2 separate regions of the Homo sapiens genome follow, and region 1 is linked to region 2. Evidence: chromatin contacts called from ENCODE Hi-C data. All regions are on one chromosome and are shown on one strand. The core of a region is the stretch at or near the end of the contact, and the rest is flanking DNA. Distances in the headings are between cores, read along the strand shown.

Region 1 (6,616 bases), core at 1,164-3,663, 410 kb after region 2:
TATTTTCAAATGATACCTACTGAGCTATCAGTGCTACTTCAGTCATGTAACCTAGGGAAATATTTGGTCACAGAGATGTATGTACTAGGAAATTCACCACAGCGTAGTTTATATTAGTGAAAAATTGGAAACATGTAATTATCTATAAAGAGTTGATTAAAGATTCTTTTTTTTGCTTCATAATGGTGCTGATTTTTTTTTTATTTCAATATCTTTTGGGGTACAAGTGGTTTTTTTGTTACATGGATGAATGAATTACATAGTGGTGAATCCTGAGATTTTAGTGCACCCATCACCCATTTAAAGAATGAGGTAGACTTACATTCATTGACAAGAAAATTGTCCAAGATTTATTAATCTGCCTAATGATGTGTGTGCATATGTGTGATTGGAAAGAGAGACATTCAGATCAATTACGTCTGAGAAGTGGGACTTGAGGGATTTTTGAATTTTTATATTTTTGTGAGCTTTTAGTCTATAATGAACATGCATTGGTATTTTTTAAAGTAACAAGTTGGATCTTTTAATTAGAAAAGAAGGTATTGAATTCATCTTCCTTGTCTTGTGAAAATGGCTGCTTTCTTTGGGGGTAAAAATATATCTTGCCCAGGCAGTTAGTGGTTTTACTAGGCCATTTGTTCTCAGCATACAGAAACTCAAATGATCTCATACCCTCGACCAGGGGTTGGTCCTGAAGGCAAGTCTAGACCACCACCCCTTTATAAATAAGATTTTAGTGGGGCACAGCCCCACCCATTTGTTTATGTATTGTCTATGGCTGATCTCAAGTTACAATGGCAGAGTTGAGTAGTTGTGACAGAGACCATATGGCTCACAAAGTCTACAATATTCACTATCTGGCCCTTAAAAAAAAAAAAAATTGCCAACTCCTGCTCTGGCCTTCTTACCAACAATGACAAACATCTTTTGACTACTTTGTTTTTAATAATTTTTTGACAAGAGTGAAGAGTCAGATGGCAATATGTAAACACCTTATTGTAAACACTGTTCATTCCCAATTCCCACCCCCACCATCATAATTCAAAAATAAATTTTAAGGGGAAAAAATCTCATTACTGTAGGAAAAGGTTGGTTTTCCTTCTCTATATTCTAGGGTTTCTCAGCTTTGGTCTTTAGAGAGATCTAAGAGCAAACTCTAATGAAATGCTAATTGTACATTTTAAAGCAGAATACAGGTGCCCAGTAATGTTACTGGATAACAGGCATAATTTCTGTCCCACAGTAAGCGTACTTGCTCTGTCCACGTCTGGATTTAGGCTTTCAAATCTGCTGTCCTTGGAATGCCTTTGAGAAGCTCTGTGGAAACTTTAGTTCTCACTTCCATTCGTTATGCAGAGATCACATACACATCCCTCGTTTCACAGAGATCATATACACATCCCTCATTATACAGAGATCATATACACATCCCTCGTTATACAGAGATCATATACACATCCCTCATTATACAGAGATCATATACATATCCCTCGTTATACAGAGATCATATACACATCCCTCATTATACAGAGATCATATACACATCCCTCTTTTGATACACATTTCCCATTCTAGACCCTCCACCTTCATGCAATGTGAGTGCTATGGAAAATAGGGAAGCCCAAAAAGAACTGATTCAATCAAGTTATCAATTCCCAGCAGAACAGCATGTGCTCTGCCTCATCCAGGTCTAAATTGGCCTGAATCCCAGGTTGCCTAAGGAGACTGCATTGGTTTTAGGGCTCCTAAGTCCATGTGAATCTCGGAAAGGTCAGAATTGGACCCAGGAATCTGAACCAGGCCACTTCTTCCTTAAGCCATCAGAGAGTCCACTAAATGCTCCACAGGAGTCTCTGGAGTATATAAATCCAAGGCAAACTGAGAACCACACCCAAAGAAGATTAGGAGCCAAAACAAATCAATACTAGAAATGTAGGTTGCAAGACAAATAGCAGGCATTTGGACAACTCTCTGCCCTTCAGATGCCCATCACACTGATGCTGTGACGTTTCCAGTAAGGGCTGTGGATGGATTTCTGATGTTTCTTTATAGGACCTATCTATTTATGGGTCCTTGAAAAACCATTCGCTCTTTGGGCTTGGCTGCCAAAGGCCAGACATCACTTGCCAGAGCATATTCTTATCCCAGGAGCGAGCCAGCCAGATCCTTTCAGACACCTCTGTCCTTACTCCTCCTCCTGCTCCCTTGCCATGGCTCTCATCCCTACTTCAGCTCACCACTCAACTCTCCCCCGTCTTTACTTCCCTCACATTGTTTGTTATTTTCTTTCCTTTGTTGAGAAGTTTCTGGAGCCTCAAGACCCAGGAGACTAATGTGGGAATAATAAATCCAGGAAAGGTCTTTGCGTTCCCCTGGTAGCTCCACCCCCACTGCTCACCGTGGAATTCCTAGTCAGCAGCGGCTCCTTCCTGTGGCTTGCAGCTGAACCCTGTGCTGTGCCCAGTGAGGCCTCCCGGGATACGTGCTAGGAATATTAGCCATTCTTCATATCCACTGCTATGCTGTGGCTTTGGTTCAGCAGAAGAGAAATGAAATGGGATGTAGACAGGGCTGTGAGCGAAGGTTCTTTTTTTGTGTTGGGGTAAAGGGCGTTATTTCTTTTGCAGAGGCTCTCACCCAAAATCAGAGCAAAACTTAGCCTGAGTTCCTGAGGCATGCTGGCTCGGAGCTGCTGCTGGCTTTTGTTTTTCCTCCAAGCTGATCTGTGTATTTTCTAGCTTGCCTTTCCATTGGCTGGAGTGAGGGGATGAGAACAGCTATATCACTCAAGAGAAGGGAATATTCATAGAGTCCGCAGGTTTTCCTCTGAAACTGTTGTTTTCTTCTCAGAGCAGTAGCACCTTGATTATAGAGCGCTTCCTTGAAAGTCCTAAAATAATGTCCTATTTCAGACCAAATGTGAAACATCAATTTCATTCCTTACAGAATCTAATCTTGGTGTGCGTGATAGATAAGTATACACAGAGAGGGGAATTTCTGACCTAGGACTCTCCTCAAAAGTATGGTATGACCCAAGTATGATCCACATTCTAGAGTTCATTAAAAGGCCATCTCATCTGTGGATTGAAATTACTTCCTTAGCTCCAGGCAGCCTGCAGCCAGGCCTCCCTAGGGTCATCCTGGTCTTCCCTCCTGCAGGCCAGGTGGCACCTGCCAGCAGCCTGAGGGTAGAGTCAACTAGGGACTTATAAACCCAGAAAGTTGAAACTTTAAAAAAAATGCTGATGTGTTTTTAAAAGGTATATTTTATGCCAAGAGCCTACTGGCAGAGAAGGACTTATGGGAACCCTGTGTATTATCCTCATGAGGTAGGTTCAATTCTGATCAACAGTACTGTGAACTTTTAAAATTGGACTAATTTCCTAGAGCCTGCCTGCCTGCTACCCCCTAGAGGTGGCCCAGTCAATCCTGGAGAAGCATGCTGTTTAACACGGCCAAACTCTATCTTACAGTACAGTCACATTTTCATAGTTGTGTGTGCAAAGTATCAGGAGCAGGCATCTCATCTTCTTCACCTGTAAGAGAATAACCAAGTCCTAGGGTATGGGTGAAGGTAGTAACCACACAGTAACCCAATCATTTTGGAAAATGCAAGGCCTTAATCAAGTCATAAATCTGGATGGAGCTACTTTTCATGCTGAGAAATATATCAAGTTCTTCTACCAGATGCCCAGGATCATGGGAGACGTTAGCATACCCCCTGCCAACGGAAACCCAAAGCTTACGCTAGGGGTGAAGAGACATTTGGGGAATGGAAAATGGGCTTGGATAGTTTTATTTTTCCAGGAATGTCTTAAAGTTAGTTTTCTTTGGGAAAATGTACATGGGAATCATCTTGGCCCAGTTATTTGACCAGCTTATTGGGAGGTCCCAGAAATCGGAGTGAAAATTAAAGTTGCTTGTCTTCTCCCACAGCCTTCTAGGGTCCAGCTGACAAATGGAGGGAGTAACTGAGTTTTTCCAATATGAATTAATCATTCCTCTCAGCCAGCTGCTTGGTGCCAGCTCCCACTCCTTCTAAGCTCTTTAGCGACCATCTCTGCCACCCAAGAGAATGCCAAACCAGAAATGGAAGGAGCCAGAAAAGGCACTGAAATGACTTCCCTACTTTTGCTCAGTCACCCCATGGCCTTAGAGTGAGGCCCGTACACACCACATACCACGAGCAAAATGGAGATCCCTCTATAAAATTTACAGGACTGAGTGTTTTCCAGTTTTGGAAAATTAAATTAAGGAAAGGACTCCCAGACTGACTACACCAAGTGCCAAGTTTCATCCCGACACACATCATTTTTATAGTAAGTTTAACTCTGTGAAAAATAGAGGATTGTAATGAAAATGCTGACAGGCCTGGAGCCAGCTCATGAAGTAATAATGCCACATCTTTCATACTTTTACACAGCATGTCCTAATCAGCCACAGCTTTCTTTTCCTTTAGAAAGCAGTTAAATACGTGAAAATTCCCAGAGTACTACTTTTTCTCCTCCTCTTTTAGATTGTATATTCTTATTTTCAGAGCATTCTTCCCCGTGAACTGGGTTCAGTCCATTTACAGCTTTTACTCTGTGCAATCTGTTTATCAAGCTCAGGTGCCTTTTTCTGAGCTGTTTGGCTGGAGAGGGGGAAGAGGAGAAAAAACGTGCACTCAGAATTCTTGCTTCTGCTTATTAAGGCTAGGAACACATCAAAATGAACTTTGGCTGTGTGGCTCACTCAAAGTGACTGGCAGCTAATGAATGCCTGAGCTGGCTTGATCTATCCTACAAGGAAGCCCACAAATTAAGCCACTGGCCAAAAATCTTGGTGATTTTCAGACCTTTGAATCAACAAAAAATCCACTATATAATGACCCTTGTATTGTGAATTCAGAGCTTCTTTAGAGACAGGTGCCACAAAGGCAACCTTATGCTACCAGTATTAAAGTTAGCATCTTCTGCTGAGGGTGCGAGGAAGTGAAGCCAGAGATGCCAGGGCTCCCAGTTTTCTTCCCCCATGTCCTCATCTGTCCAACTCAGGCTGTTTCCCTGAGTCAGGCTGTTTAGTCACAGAAGCCAATGTAAAATCAAGAGACAAACATGCAGAAAGTCAGTGAAGTCAATGGGAAAAAGCAAGGATGTCAATTGGTGGCACATTATAGGTTACATCTGGACTGATGCCCTGTCCTTGCTGGAGGCCATTGATTCTGTCATAGTTGGAGCAAATAATGAGGGGAACCCCCTGGTCTTTAGTGTTTCCTTTTCCCTATTTCATGTCAGTACTTAGGGATGTTAGACCCATTCAGAGAGATGTCTTTTCTGGTGTTTAAGATTAAAAAAAAATCAATCACACATTTTTTTTCTCCTATTATAACTTTGAATATTTTGTTATATTTTTCCAGTCTCTTTTTTTAATTATACTTGAAGTTCTAGGGTACATGTGCACAACGTGCAGATTTGTTACATATGTACACATGTGCCATGTTGGTGTGCTGCACCCATTAACTCGTCATTTAACATTAGGTATATCTCCTAATGCTATCCCTCCCCGCTCCCCCCACCCCACAATAGGCCCCGGTGTGTGATGTTCCCCTTCCTGTGTCCAAGTGTTCTCATTGTTCAATTCCCACCTATGAGTGAAAACATGTGGTGTTTGGTTTTTTGTCCTTGCAATAGTTTGCTGAGAATGATGGTTTCCAGCTTCATCCATGTCCCTACAAAGGACATGAACTCATCATTTTTTATGGCTGCATTGTATTCCATGGTGTATATGTGCCACATTTTCTTAATCCAGTCTATCGTTGTTGGACATTTGGGTTGGTTCCAAGTCTTTGCTATTGTGAATAGTGCCTCAATAAACATATGTCAATCACACATTTTTAGAAGGGGGCAACTTCATGTATAATTTGGTTTTCTTATTGGGTACATCTGTCCCATTCTAAACTTTTCATACTTTCCAGCTATTTTTTAAAAAATAGATGAAACTAGGGAGAGGAAATCTTACACATATGTGAATCACACCTGGCTTTGGCTCAGTTTAGAACCACTTTAGGCCTAGGAATGGGGCCTAAAGACAATATTTTCTTTCAGTGGTTAAGAAGGGTTGATAGAGAGAGGCCTTCTGCTGCCAGAACTCTCATTAGAAAGCAGCCTTGCCAAGTGCTGCGTCCTCCTCAGCCACCTCACTAACCCAAGCCCTTTAATAGCTGAGGCCTGGAGAGGAGACAGCACTGTCACTGCCTGCTGATGGCCTCTTTCCTGGGGTGGAAATGCTCCGCATATACGTAGCTGGGAGGGAAACAGAAAAGAGAGATGCTAGCCCCCTGCCTTAAATACTGTGAACTTCTTCGTTGAAGGAAAGGGAGGGTTGGGAATGGTTTATTATTTGGCCTCTCAAAGGTGTGGAATACATTATTAGCACGTGTTTTTTGGTGTCCTTGTAAATGGCACACAGAGAGATTGCTTGCCTTCAAAAACCAAAAAAAAAAAAAATGACGGATACTTCATTTGTTTTAACAAATGAGAAATGTCCGTGACAGAAAGGAACCTGTTAAAAGCCAGGTTTTCTCATTAGCAGTGAAACATGGATAATTATTCACTGGGAACATACACAGTGGGGA
Region 2 (6,766 bases), core at 3,253-5,752:
GAGAGCAGGGCTAAGGAAAAGCAAATAGGATTTAAACTTCTCAGCCTTCTACGACCTGCCACAAACCAGCACAGTACCTGGTTTTATAGAACAGAGTGATGGTTCCGGCTCCTTCCATGCCAGCCCCTCCCTAGTCAGGACTGGTGTTAAACTTTGTCTTTACAAGCCTGTGCTTGCAATTTCTAGCTTTGCCATTGCCACTGACATCTGCTTAAAATGAAGGCTTTGGGGGCCTGGATATACCTCTCTCCAAATGGCCAGTCATAGAAGGCTTTGAAAATCTGGCCTTTGATGTATTTTATAGGGATAAGGAGCCATATATTAAAGTGAGCTCTGCTGCACACTCTAGGCCACATAACTGGGTCAATACTAAAGTTGTAATTTCATCTTCAGTTTTTGAGAAGCTTAACTGTTCTAGCTTTCCTGTTGCTGATGACATCATAGGAAGTCACTGATGAGCTGACAACCTTTTATGATCTAGCTGAGGATACATTACTTTTTGTCTTTCTCCTTCAGTGTATAATGAATACCATTGCTTACATAAATGTTAAAGAATTATCTGCAGGAGAAAACTGAACCTTCTCAGTAAGCCAGCAGTAGATTAAAAGGCAAAGTTAGTGAGGTATTCTTCTCAGGGTTTTATCTTTTGCTCTTTAGTAAGCCATGGGAGTTATAGGTATAGAACTCATTCAGTGTTGGAAGACAGAGAGTGGAGGAGTGTTTCTAAGAAAATGAATATGTGGAGATTATAAGAAAGAAAATGACTTCATAAATCAGTTCAGGGTGAATGAAAGTTTGGATACTTTGCAGTCCTTTTTCAGCCTAGGTGTGTACTGTACTGACTTTTAGTTTCTCCCCAAAGATATGGAGAAATCTGCTGTATATTTGTGGCCCAACTCATGAATTCAGTGTACATGGATTATAGCTCTGTTAAAACGATCTTAGAAAAGCTAGGACTTTCTCTGTACATAGACTATAATATTGTCAACATGCATTTGAATAGATTGTCTGTATAGGCCACAACAGAAATGGACCTAAACCATAAAGTAGTAAACCATTTTTTTATTAATTGGTGAAATTGTGAAGTATAAGTACCTGTGATGGAGATGATCTTGTGTTCTAATGACATAGATGTAGATTATGTTCACATTTAAGTAAGAGGAACAACTATGTTACTAGCATTTACTATAGAAATGATATTGTTTTTGTGAGGATGTGTCAGAAGTTATTTTACTTGGGGATAAAATAGACTAAATAATGCTTGCAGGGTTTACCATGATGTCTAGCATGTGTGACGATGGCTTCATGGTTTTAGAGAATTCTTAGAATCTTTATTTTTTTAGTTTTTGCAGTGAATGAGAAAAGAAAAAATTATTGAGAAACTACTAAGGGTGAGGCATTGTGCTGGGTGCTTGGCAAATGCCATCTTATTTAATCCTCACATTGATCTTTTGAGCTAATGGGTAATATATTCCTTTTATGGATGAGGCCATTGGAGCTCAGAGAGACTAAATAACTTGCCTAAGTTTGTTACTAAATGGTGGATATGGGATTTGAATTTAGGTCTTTCTGATTCCAAAATTCATGGTTCTCCAATGTTGACTTACATGTGAACAAAGAGAAAAATGGGTATTACGTATATGTAACATTTCACTAGACTCTACTATTTTGAATTTTAGCCTATAAGGATAAAAACATAAGGCTTGAAGATTGGCCTCAAGCAGATCCTCAGTATTTCACCTGTGCACACATTAGTTTCTATTGTAAGAATATTCTACTCCTTGAGAACAGGTTTATGTCTTTTGCTTTACCTTAAACAATTGGTAAAGGGAAAACAGATGCAGATAATAATAGTAGTACGAGTTAAGGCCAAAGGGATGGCACACAGGCAGGAGGGTATGGCAACATCCTTAAAACTTTTGTTCAAGTGCAGAAATGCCATATTTAATGTCTTTCCTCCTATTTATTAAAAGACATATGTCTATGTATCTTACCAAGAGACTAATAATATCAGCAACAGCTAACACTGTTGAGCACTTAATCTGATCCAGGCCCTTTTCTAAGTATTTAGCATGCCTTCTTAGGCACTACGATTACCCTCATTTCACAGGTGAGAAAACTGAAAGTCAGAGAGTTTAGGTAACTTATTTGCCTAAGGTCAAATAGAATGTTATAGATTCAGGATTCAAACCCAGTCAGTTGAACTCCAAAGCTCAAGTTCTTAAACACTGTGATATTCTTCAGTACAATAAATGTACACATTAACTTACCTTGCTGGGGATGTTTCCTCCTCAAGAAGTCTGAAATTCTTCTCGATTGTTCTGACAGTGATAACCAGTTTCTCTCTTCAGTATCTGTTTTGCCACCGCTAAAAGTACAGCCTTTGATTTGAGAGCTAAACAATCTGTCACCACCATTAAGCATCAAATATATGTTTTATCCTTGGGGAAAAATTAAGATCATGGATAATGAACTCTTTGACTTTGTTTGTTTAATGCAAAAATAAATTGAACCTTGAACTTGATAAGACAAAATCTTTAGAGTTCACCTACATTCCTACATACAAAATGATACCCTTGTGGTACATCTTTTAATCACAGTATATTTAAGAGTTCTTCAATATCCCATATTTACAAAACAGGTAGTTAATAGTAATATTTGGTATCTATATTATTCTGTGGTTTCAAAATTTTGTCATTCCATTTTATTGATGGGTAAACTGAAGACTTAAAAATATTGTGATAAACAAAGAGTTTACCAAATGTACACCAAAAAAGAAAATACTAACCAAGACTCATATACAAAATGCTGAAAGTATTTGATTCCCTACTTGACTGGAGACATCTTGAAAAATTTTTTTATCATCAGTTGAATTTTTATAAAACATTTTTAGTTTACCTTTACTTGAATGTATTTAGAAAATCCAATATTTTTTAAAACCTACATTTAATCTTTGTCATGTGAAAAAAGTACAATTATCAGAATAATCAGAATAATATACTAAGAATTATAAGGAGCTAGTAGTGACTATATGCACAATACTGTATCAAATATTTGTAAACATTTTTATATTTAATCCTTATAGTTACCCTATCATGTAGGTATTCATCCCCCTATTTTATAGAATAAACTGTGGTTCATGAAGATTAGTAACCTGCTTAAGACAATATAACCAGGAAGCGATGGACCCAGAGTTTGATTCCAGATTTCATCCCAGAACCCAAGATTTCTTCCTGTATTGAACAACATTTACATTAGCTCAATTGTGCGATTACCTCTAGCAGAAAGGTAGAGGTATAAATGTCTTACAGAGCAGGAAAAGGAAAAAAGAAACTCCACAGTGATCTTTTAGGATTGACGTTCCAGAAACTCTATATATGGGCTTAAGTCTAAGATGAAAACTAAATCTCACTCCCAAATTCTCTGTAGGAAGATATGCCTGGGGGAAAAAAATGTTGACATAAATATTAGTCTAGATTCGTGCTGGTATACTTGGTTTTCTGAAAGCATTTAAAGGCATGAACTAAAAATGTTCTGCTACTCTAAATTTGTTTTTGTTTCTTTAAAATGCAAAAATAAGCAAGTATGGGTTTTATTGATTTTAAAATCAATTAGAATTCTACCAGATTATAAAAAGTATCACAAAATGTCAACCAGCAAGGATGCCTGTGCAGGCAATTGGGCTGACATGTTTATTGTAATGTGAACGTGCAGAAACTGGACCATACAAAAGGCCAAATGGGTCCATTCCAAATCAATCTTTTAAAGCAACTTGAGGGAAACAAGGCATATTGGTCCTAGAACAAAATAGAATCAGCAAAGCCTTTGACGTAGATCTTCATACAGATAAAATGCATCTGGGTGCAAACACGTTTTTCTCAACATGTTCTTACCTATGTCATCTAAAAAATAGTATTCTTGAACTTTCGGGTAATAGTGCTTGTCTTAGAACAGAATTAGGCCTACCTTGGACCATATCCAAAGAGAAGGTTTGGTTCCAAAAGTACCTTGAAAGGAGTTCATTGTAACGTGATTTCCTATAAAGGCAGTCAGAAGTGTGGACTGAAGACAGTTTTGAGGGATAAAACTTGCTTTAAAATTTCAAATTAACATGAACATTTTTTTTTTTAAACAAAACTTTCCTTGTGCTGGAAGGGGAGGTGAGACAATCACAAAATGTGGGTCACACAATCACTATGTGGGTTGTTTACATAGTTTTTGACTAGTTTGGAACAGTGGTAGCAGAGAGTGTTTTGAACTCTGTTTACCACAAGTAACAAAATCAAAATAAATATTCAGCTGGCTTCATAATGAAGCAAATATTTTCTGTATTATATAGTAATGAAAGTCAGTGTGCATGGTAAATAAAGGTTGCTCAAGGGCTCCGTGAGAAAAAGCCAAATGCCGAATGACAGCCAGAATTCTACTACAGAGCAAAGAGAGCCTGGAAATGTGTCACAATCCCTGAAGCTGAATGTTGTGCCGTGTTTGGTTTGGTGCTTGCTTTATTTTGTAGAAAGGGGAAAGTGTTCAGTGCCGGTAGGACTGGCTTCATGCCCTTGGTGTCATTACTCATTGAAATAATGGGGAAAATGAGAGCCAAACCTGTGGGGAAGAGGGAGGGAGGGAGACTTCACAAATACCTCAGTTCAGTATTTAAAAGGAAGGGACAAAAATAGAACCACTAAAAGAAAGTAAAGCAATGACATTGTCCTGGATGGGGGAATCAGGCTGTTAGAGGCACCTGATGCAAAACAAAATGTCTCGCAATTATAAGTGTGTGTTTGGAGGCTTAGCAGGACATACACTGCTAAAGAGTCCTCAGGGAGCTCTTTGCTAGACCCTTTCTGAATGTCTATTGCTGTTCATTCTTTCTTGAAATAGAGTACCTTCCTCCGGAGAGTCTCATAAGCCTCTCTGCCAAATGAGTTTGCTTCCTTTCTCTATATGCATGCCCCTCAGGGGCCTGGTGACAGTAGCTCTTTGAATGCAGAAGAGCCCAAACTTTGATGTATAAAAAATTGCAGGTGTCGAGCACACATGGTTGTGCATTTGTGGGATGTGAGCAATTTGGTTTGGTTTATGGGTTTCAGTCCAAAGCTTTGAAAACTTTGGAAAACACTTTTCAAGACCACCAAAACAAGAGATTTGTGTGCGTGCTCGCTCTCGCTCTTTCTCTCTCTCTCTCTCTCTCTCTGCCATAAAGTATTTGCCCAGAAAACAAGAGAAAACAAAAATCAATTAATAAACAAAACCCCAAGCCTCAGTAATAAATTCTTTTATACACTTAGGAATACCCAGTTAAGAACCACTCTGGGTATTTTGTTCTTTTATGATGATTTTGTTGAGCTGCTCAGGAAGAATGTTAAGGAGGAGGCTTGGAGAAAGAAGTTTGGCATGGACAGTCAAGGTTCTGCTGCCAGCCAGCCAGTGTGGGAAGGACACAGGACACTGGATGAGCTAGCCATCCACCTGCTGTCAGGGGAAAATTATTGCTATTGTAACCACAAACTGAGAAGTTTGAAACTAGGACAATGAGATCAGGGCCAAATGTCACAACTGCCAGGGAGAAAAGGGAAAGAATTATAAAGGTCATGACCTACCTTTCCAAATTTTTACTTTTAAACCCCTAAAAGAATTTAGAAAATATCGACCACAGGCACATTTGTAAGTTGGCATTTAAAATTCATCATCATAAGTTGAAATAGTTGCAAAGGAAGTTATATCTGGAAAATTATAAATATTAATTGTAGATGTTTCTGCTAGAATGTAAATACCATGCCAGTTAGATACTCAGTTATTCATAAAAGTAAATATATTGGACATTTATCTCATTTTCTTTTCTCTTTAGACTCATGCTATCATAACGTAGTATATTTTATGATTGAAAGTTTTCCTCTTTCTGCAAAATAAAAAAGAACCAAAAGTATGGCTGCCCAGGTATACCTTACTGCAAAAAATATATAGAAAGTAAAATTTAATTTTAAAGTTTAATTTTAAAAAATGCTCTATGGTTACAAGGCTCGAATGTTTAAAATTTATGTGAGTGATATATTATTTCAAGTATTATTAATATCAAATAATAGCACAAATAATATAAATTTTTATACTATGCTTTATTGAAAATACTAAATAAAATATATGGGGGTTTTCTTTTCTCTTAAGTAGTTCATCAGTGGATAAACATTTCTTGCCAGAGTGAGACACAGTTACTCATAAATCCTGTTTTTAACTTCCGCATTTATTCATGTGAGTGAGAAGAGCACTGATTATATAAAAAGCATGAGTTGGGGGGATTTAGGGAGGAATTCTGAAATAGCATAAATTCTTTGAACTTTTTCTGAGTTGTATGTCAAAAATCACTTAGTAATTAATGATCAAAAATTAAATTTAGTTTATCAGCTAGCAACTCTATTATATAATTTAAAAATATAATTATATAATTTATATTTAAAAATCTAAATAGCTTGACATGCAAAATGATTTGTAAAACAGTGATTAGAGCCAACACAGTCGTAGAGCCATTTGCCTTCTTTCTTTCTGGAATGTATAATACTAAAGGGCTTTACCAAGACTTAACATATGACTATTAATTATATCTGTTGGTTTTTCTCTTAGAGGAAACTTGTTTAACTTAATATATTCAGAAATAATTAGGATAATTGAAATATAGCTAATATATCTTTGGCAATACATTTTATTTTGATAAAATGATATTATCACATCCTGTGTTTTAAATATACTGTTTCCAATACTTTGTAATTGC

The links. Hi-C counts contacts between places; a loop is a spot of excess contacts on that map. Pooled maps may share reads with other maps.
Region 1: a map of aorta shows a loop between it and region 2 (4-fold over the local background). The contact joins two enhancer-like sites. A Hi-C loop is called at or near these places in 8 of 168 maps with a recorded cell type or tissue (aorta, ascending aorta, cardiac septum and 5 more) and 5 of 50 pooled maps.

Annotation. Positions count from the first base shown.
Region 1 is chr9:18,859,643-18,866,258 of GRCh38, forward strand. All of the region lies in intron 23 of ADAMTSL1 (ADAMTS like 1), which reads left to right. Among named protein-coding and RNA genes, the nearest start is that of SAXO1, 170 kb to the right of the region's middle. Within about 2 kb of position 2,414, at least 7 of the 41 ENCODE cell types and tissues checked have a DNase peak (open chromatin) inside an H3K27ac peak, as active enhancers do; they include ascending aorta, where a contact is called at or near this core.
Region 2 is chr9:18,442,854-18,449,619 of GRCh38, forward strand. It overlaps a transcript of ADAMTSL1 not described here. Among named protein-coding and RNA genes, the nearest start is that of ADAMTSL1, 28 kb to the right of the region's middle. Within about 2 kb of position 4,503, at least 6 of the 41 ENCODE cell types and tissues checked have a DNase peak (open chromatin) inside an H3K27ac peak, as active enhancers do; they include ascending aorta, where a contact is called at or near this core.